Regions from separate parts of the Homo sapiens genome. Here region 1 is linked to region 2. The links are chromatin loops, found by intact Hi-C in ENCODE. Cell type or tissue: IMR-90. All regions are shown on one strand. Region 1 overlaps PCSK5 (proprotein convertase subtilisin/kexin type 5). Region 2 overlaps PCSK5 (proprotein convertase subtilisin/kexin type 5).

Evidence for each region. Hi-C counts contacts between places; a loop is a spot of excess contacts. Peaks named below come from ENCODE experiments on the same cell type or tissue, not always from the same donor. Only the 100,000 strongest peaks of a DNase experiment are listed, where the experiment ranks them.
Region 1: a loop joins it to region 2, with 7 times the contacts of the local background. A loop is called at or near these places in 1 of 110 quality-filtered maps.

Annotation. Positions count from the first base shown.
Region 1 is chr9:76,253,810-76,257,809 of GRCh38, reverse strand. The region is part of intron 24 of PCSK5 (proprotein convertase subtilisin/kexin type 5); the gene reads right to left. Among named protein-coding and RNA genes, the nearest start is that of RFK, 140 kb to the left of the region's middle. In IMR-90, no CTCF peak of the experiment used is centred here; a DNase peak (open chromatin) is centred at 1,539; H3K4me3 peaks cover 241 bases; H3K27ac peaks cover 689 bases.
Region 2 is chr9:76,159,342-76,163,341 of GRCh38, reverse strand. The region is part of intron 12 of PCSK5 (proprotein convertase subtilisin/kexin type 5); the gene reads right to left. Among named protein-coding and RNA genes, the nearest start is that of RFK, 230 kb to the left of the region's middle. In IMR-90, no CTCF peak of the experiment used is centred here; DNase peaks (open chromatin) are centred at 61 and 1,621; H3K27ac peaks cover 1,796 bases.

The DNA of each region.
Region 1 (4,000 bases), 94 kb before region 2:
GAGAACATGACTAAGGTTTGGAGAGGTCAGCCTGGATACCCCTTGCCTTCCACTGCTTCAATTTGGGGTACTTGGCCAAAGGGTGATCAGTGAGGCATGGCCCTGTCCAGATCCTGCCCCTGGAACTGGTCCTTCTCCAGCTTGCCGCAGCGTTTAGTCCCCGTTCTGCTTCTGACGGCCCCGGCTGGCCCACTGTGCTGGAAGCTGAACTGGAGGCTGCGGGGAGGACTGGAGCCAAATTTTCCCTGGTGGGAGGTGCAGAGAGACTTTGTGGAAAGGATGAGTCTGGATGCCTACCAAATTACCCTCCTGTTGACTTTTGGAAAGCAGGAATTTCAGGCTCTAGAGGTGCAGAGGCAATTTACTGACACTCATCGTTGGCCCAACTCTCAGTTGGAGACCAGCCTGTTGAGCAGCTGGGTATCAACATGCAGATGCTCCTGTCTTATCCACACACAGCATCTCTCTATTCTGGTGTCTGCTCTGTGACTTAAATCAATTTTTTTTTTCTCCTCAACCAGTGGAGCTTGAAGCTCTTCCTACCATCTATGAAATAGCAGTTTGGTTGTGGCATAGGGAGATGGAGAGTTGGGGGGTGAGATGAGGACAGATAATAACAGGCACAGAAGTCACAGATAGTTACTGAGTGCCTCCCTGTTGACAGGCACTGTGCTAAGTGCTGTGACACAGTGGTGCATGTCAGACATGTGGCTTCAGATACACCAACAGGCTTCTCAGAAAAAGGGTGAACGTAGAGAGAAAGCAAATTAAATTCTGTTTTGATATTCACAATAGAGCCTCTTGGTTCCTCTCTCTTGAAGAACTCAAGATATGAGCACCTTTCTAGTTTTCATCATAATCTCTAGGGACCTATTAGGAGGTACAAGGAAGGCAATTTATGTGATGCTTTCCTTTATAAAACAGGATAGAATTAAGAAACAAAAAATGTAAAGGGCTTGCCCAAGATTTTCACTGTGTTAAGGGAAGGATGGAAATGAATAGAGACTAAGATTTCTGACTCAATTTTCCACACTCCTGCAAAACTAAATGAGACCTAACCATCTGAAGTTCTAGTCACTACTGCCAGACTCATTTTTATTTTTCTTTAAGCGTGATGAACAGGCACGAGCTGGGGTCTTGATTGACTAAGGGTTTCAGAAAAATCGAAGATATTTCACTAAAAGGAAGTAATTTGGCAATGATTTTCCAGGTTATTATTCCTAATCATGCAGAATCATTCTCACTGGTTTCCAGATTCATCTGTAAAGGTGAATCCATCCCTCCAGCTCAACTGCCCTTGGACGTTTAATGTCACAGACCCCACATTGCTTTCGAGACTGGCAGACGGTCTTCTGAACCCTCCACCCTGTGTGTCCGGCTCGACCACACTCCGCTTTTGTTTAACGAGGTTTGTTTTGGAAGTACTTGGCTCAGTTCTCTCTGCAAGCTTACGTGATCCAGACAGACTTGGCTCACAGCTCGACTTAGCAGGTCAGTTACACAACAAGTAGGAGGAACTTCGATTATACCCGGCTCCGGGGGAAATAGCGTAATAGCATGAAGAGCCAAGATGATGAGCTAATTGCTCTAGAATTGAACTTAAGATACCTCGCCACTATGTTCTTCTCCCCCATAACTCTAAGAATGTGAGCTTGAATGTTGGAGAAGGAGCAAAGGAAATGTCAGGAGACACAACTAAGGAACAGAGAATGTAATCAAGAATGAAACAAATGCAGCAGACCAACCTTTGCACAACTTTCATTTATGTTCTTTAGGAAAATAGTGTATGAGTGCAGTCTACTTTGGAAAAAGAGCAACTATTTGGTTGGTCTGTGGGTTTGGAGCCAGACAGTCCTAAGTCTGAATTTGGCTCTAACACTTGCTAGCTGTGTAACTTTAGGCAAATGACATAAGCTCCCTGGGCATTGGTTTTTTCATCTATAAAATGAGGATAAGGAATTTTTTTCTTCTTTTTGAGACAGGATCTTGCTCCATTGCCCACGCTGGAGTGCCATGGTGCCATCATAGTTCACTGCAGCCTCAGCCTCCCGGGATCAACCAATCCTCCTGCCTCAGCCTTCTAAGTAGCTGGGACTATGGGTGCGTGTAACCGCACCAGGCTAACTTAAAAAAAAAATTTATTTGTAGAAATGGGGCCTTGATGTGTTGGCCAGGCTGGTTTTGAACTCCTGACTTCAAGTGATTCCCCTCACCTGCCACCTTAACTGCCCAAAGTGCTAGGATTACAGGTGTAAGCCACTGAGCCTAGCCTATCATAAGGATTTTGAGCAGAGAGAATTACATTGAAGATTAGAGGTCATGTTTGTAAAATGTCCACCTAGCTGAACAATACATTCTAATATAATGTATCTGCCTCTGTTTCAGCTTCCATTCTCAACACAGTATCTTAAACAGATGTTGAAGTTATCTGTTTCTATATCTATCTTAATCAGTGGCTTTCAACTCTGGTTGCACATTAGAATTAGTCAGGGAGTTTTTTAAAATTATTTTTTTTATTTTTTTGAGAGAGAGTCTTATTCTGTTGCCCAGGCTGGAGTGCAGTGGCATGATCACAGCTCACTGAAACCTCAATTTCCCGGGCTCAGGCAATCATCCCACCTCAGCCTCCCTAGTAGCTGGGACTACAGGTCTGTACCACCACACTCAATTAATTTTTGTATTTTTAGTAGAGATGGGGTTTCACCATGTTGCCCAGGCTGATCTCAAACTCCTGGCCTCAAGTGATCCACCCACCTCAGTCTCCCAAGGTGTTGGGATTACAGGCATGAGCCACCATGCCTGGCCAGGGCGTTTTAAAAAAATACTGATGCCCACACCTCACTCCAGACTAATTAAATTAGAAACATTGGGAGTAGGTATCAGCACCTGCATTTTACAGCTCCGCAGGATCCTAATATGTACCCAGAGCTGAGAACTTCTGGCCTATCGCATTTGCATGTGAGCAGCTTAGGAGCAAAGAACAAGCTTTATTCATCTTTATATCCCCATGTCTAGCCTGATGTAGATGCTCAGGAAATATTTCTTGAATCTAACTCAAAAACTGAGAGATGCTGTTCAGATTCCCAAGACGTGTCTTATATGGGCGAATACATTTTTTAGGCAGCAAACAAAGGCAAGAGACAGCAGCACTTGCTATTGTCACAGTAGGCATTTGAAAAATGACACTAAAGAAGGGTCAAGTTCCTTTTAGCTGACAGCCTACCTATTGACTATAAGGCATTGACCACTGGTCCTCTTCTTGACTCATCAGTTGCCAGAGATAAAAGAAGTGAGATAACAGAATACTTGGGGAAATTTCATCTTTTTTTTTTTTTTAAATAGTGACTTCTTCAAAAGAGTTGCTTTGAGAGAAGAAAAAAGTTAGACATTTCCAAGGTAAGACAATGGACAAGTTCAGAGGAGCAGAAGAGAAATAATTTATTGAAGCATATCGGGCACACATCTGGGACTATTTCATGTACAAACACACAATGTGAAAGCTCAGAATATGCCAGCAACAGTCCCATGACCCATAGTCATTCCCCTGTGAGACTGTCACCATTACACACAATCATTATTTTCTCTCTTTTCTGCAGGCACATGGTAAGATTGCACCTCCCCACTCTCTGATCCCAGGCGTAATCATGTAACTTGCTTTAGCCAAAAATACGTAAGCAGGAGGTACAAGTGCCACATCCTGGAGAAACCTCTAAGAGCCAGTGTCTGCTTTGTGTCTGCCATGGCAAGGTAGTGGCTGCTCTATCAACCTGGTCCTGAATTAAGGATCACACAGAGCAGAGTTCTCAGCTCACCCATGATGAAGATGTAGCATGAGAGAGAAATAAACCTGTGTTGTTTGAAGTCACCGAGATTTGGGAAATACAACCCTGTGTATCCTAGTGTTTACTTATAACAAAGAGCTTCTAAGCCAACTACTTCCTTTGTGAAGACAGGGAGCAAAGTTATGCACAAGGTTGCTCCAAACAAACTGCTTCTGAAT
Region 2 (4,000 bases):
GGAGTTCAGGCAAGTGCCCGTCAGCCAGGACAGGGAGCCACTGAGGGGCTCCAGACGGCCCACACAGACTACATCAACGTGTTCAGCACTTCTCAGAAAACAGACTTTCAAGGAATTCCTGTGGTGAGGAGATAAACAATTCTGAAGAAATTCCTCACTGAAATGTCTAAGTAAATGAGGACTTCTGGAAAGCCAACCATAAATAGTGACCATAGTTTCAGGTCCCCAGATAGGACGTATATTTTGTCAATACTGAAAAGGAGAGCACTGTCCTCTGGACTCTCCCCCTCTGCTTCATCCTCATTGTCTGGTCTCTGGTTTTTTCATTGCAAAGGAGAGGTGATGCCAAGTGAGCCTCCAGATTCTGGTTCCTTCTCCCAGGAGCCAACACGCAGCCTGCTGTGAGTAAGCCATGGAGCAGAGGAGCTGCTTCAAAGGCCTTGGGGAGTTTTCCACGTTGGCTGCCAGGCTAGTTAAGTGTGCAGTGTTGGAAATTCTAATTCGGGATGAAAAGAATCACCCCTACCCCCAGAGGGGTAGGACAGATAAAATGAGGAAAAGTCTGCCACAAGAAGCCAACATCTGCATCTCAAACCACCTCTGCTAGGGAAACATTGTTTTAAACTTTTCAGAATTCTTATTTAAGAAAAAAATCTTTGTTCTTTGCTTTACATGGTCCTCCTGAGAAATCTTGACTTCTCTGAAAAAAAGACAAGGGTCTGGCAGGGGAAATATTTATTGCTCTTACCAATCATCTCTGGCAAATTCCTTCTAAAACCTGACCTCTTCATTTTTTTTCCCCACCACAGAGACGGACTGCCTTGCATACCAACATGAAGGACACCAGGACCAAAGCAGGCCTTTGCTTCACCTCCTCTCCACCCCTTTCTGTGCCCTTGTTCCCAGCTCTCCATTCTGGGAATGTGCTTTGAAATGGGGCCAAGGTGAGAGGGCATGAGGCCTCCTTGCCACTAGGTCAGAGACTGAGAGGTTTTGAGGAGAAGTTTCCTCTAATGAAATGAAAGCTTCAGAATACTCCAGATGGATAGAGTGCCAAAAGAAACTGTCTTTCTTTAGCTGCCTCGGTAGGAGGGACGCTACCAGTGTCAAGCACAGCAGGAACGGGGGAGCCAGGCCTTGGAAGGTGGCCATTCATGGTTTTGGGACTGGGTGCAGCTGTTTCACATGGAAAGGGTCAGCTGCTCAGAGCAATAATTCTGCAGAGCTTGTAGACAAATGAATTCACAATATCCTTTACATCTCTTGGGGTCTCCAGCCCCCTCCAATCTCCAGGCTCTCTACCTCCCTTCAGTGGCTACTTATTTTCAGGACTGAGATGGAGGATAAACGAGAGCCACACTTGAAGAAACTGCTCCAGACCAAGAAGACACATTCTGGGAGCAAACTTTATTCCCAGGTGGTCTTGATGAGGGAGACTGAGGTGCGCTATAGGAGTGCCGGTCACCGCACGTCGGAAATGCCTGTTTCTTTTCTCCGACACAAGTCACGCAGCACTCTTGTGTTCAGCACTTTGCAAAGAGCAAAGCAGATGTTGGCTGTTGAAGAATGCATGCGAGCCTGAAGCCAGCAACACTGCAATCCACCAAATGCCTGTGATGGAATCCATAGCTCCTCTGCTCACAAGTTTCCTCACTGACGTCATTTCAGGGGAAGCCAAAAATAAATAGCGGAATATGCAGGAAGAGCCCAGACAGGCTGAAGAGGTTGAGTTTTTCAAGCAAACAGCAACAGCGGAGGGACTGTTTCTCTACAAGGAAGGGGGCTCGGGGGAACACGATCCACACATGTGAAGCAAACCTTTGCACTTCACAGTATTTCACCAGGATACATTTTCAAGTTAAACCCAGATGAATAATGGTAAAGAAAAAAAAAAAAAGCAAGAAATAAAGGCCTTCCCTAGCTTCGGTAACCACAGCTGGAGAGACTTTCATTAATCACGTAATTGTGTATCTGAAGTTTTGCTTGCTGGAAAGAAACCTCAGGCAGGTACCTGCAATTACCCTGCAGGCGGCCTGCTGAGGGCTCTTTGTCTGCAGTGGGAGGAGGACATGAGGAAGTGCCCAGCGATCCTATGCTGAGGAATCCTTATGTTCCTTGCACCTGCATACACTTATTGTGGCAAAGCTGCACATCACATTTAAAGTACTAAACCCAGGTTTCCCATACACTAATGGAAGACGTCAGATTTGAAAGAACACAGCAAGTCTAAGCACAGAAATAAAATGCACATGAAGATTTCAGATTCCGGGCTGCACGCAGTGGCTCATGCCTGTAATCCCAGCACTTTGGGAGGCCAAGGCAAGAGGATCACTTGAGGTTGGGAGTTCAAGACCAGCCTGGCCAACATGGTGAAACCCCGTCTCTACTAAAAATACAAAAATTAGCTGGCTGTGGTGGCGTGTGCCTGTAATCCCAACTACTGGAGAGGCTCAGGCAGGAGAATTGCTTGAACCCAGGAGGTGGAGGATGCAGTGAGCCGAGATTGTGCCAACACTGCACTCCAGCCTGGGCAACAGAGCAAGACTCCATCTCAAAAAAGAAAAAAAAAAAAGATATCAGATTCTGTACTCCTAGTTGCTATAAGCCAGAAAAGTTATTGTTCTCTCCTTTTCTCACTGTCCTATAGTAGATGAAGTTAGGGATTTTTAAAAGCAACTGGCAAGTTCGGTCTCACTGTTGGCCGTGCAGACTTTCATGGGCCTCTTGCCTCTCAACACCTCTGGCCTGTTGTTAGTGTTCTAACAAAGATCACCTCTGCCATGGTCACCTGGTGTGTGGACAAGTGGCTATGTCTATATAAAAGGTTGACTTTCATTTGAACTATATATGCCACTGATAAGAAAGTTTTTGCTCCCATTAAATGTTCTTCTGAGAGAAAAAAAAATCAAAGAAGCTTTAGGCTTTGGGCTGTGGTTTGTCATTTAGAACCACCATGAGAACGAGGATCACAAGAAAAGCTGACATCTCCCCTCTCCGGTCCCACTTGCTAACAACTTTCTCCCATGCTCCCAACCACTCAAAAAGCCAAGGGAGCAAAAGAAAATGAGTGATAGAACATTCTGGCCACATTGTCTCAGCAGGATCTTGGCCTGTACAAAATACAGTTACTTATATGCTGGGGAAGTGTTTTGGAGGAAGCAGGGAGGAGAGGCTAACAAGCGAAACTGAATACCCTCTAGGGCAATAAAGACTGAAGAGTCAGCTGGGCGCGGTGGCTCATGCCTGTAATCCCAGCACTTTGGGAGGCCGAGGCGGATGGATCACGAGGTCAGGAGATCGAGACCATCCTGGTCAACGTGGTGAAACCCCGTCTCTACTGAAATACAAAAAACTAGCCAGGCATGGTGGGGCACGGCTGTACTCACAGCTACTCAGGAGGCTGAGGTAGGGGAATCGCTTGAACCTGGGAGGCGATGACTGCAGTGAGCCGAGATCACACCACCGCACTCCAGCCTGGAGACAGAGTGAGACTCCGTCTCTCAAAAAAAAAAAAAAAAAAAAAAAGGACTGAAGAGGCAACCTTAAAAACAGGGGTGAGCAAACCATAATCCTCAGGCCAAATCTAGCCTGCGCCTCTCAGTAAGTGAAGTTTGATTTGGCACACAGGCACCCGTATTCATTTATATTGTCTAGGTGGCTTCTGTACTCGAATGGCAGAGTTGAGTAGTTGGGATAAAGACCTGGCTTACACAGCTCAACACATTTATTGTCTGGCTCTGTGCAGAAAAAATCTGTTAACACCTGCTTTAAAAAATTAGAATTTCCTTTAAGTTTTGAAAGTAAGTGCTTGGGCAAGAGAATTCGGTTAATCTGTAACGAATGACAACAGATACTTAATGGTGGGGGAGGGGATATCAGAGGCCTTACGAGTTAGTGCTCTGCAATTCTTTTGTAGGATCAAGAACAAGTGGCCTTCAATTTTTCTACTGCATCCTTTTCTTAGCCAACTATTAAATGCCCCACTTTTCCACATCTACAG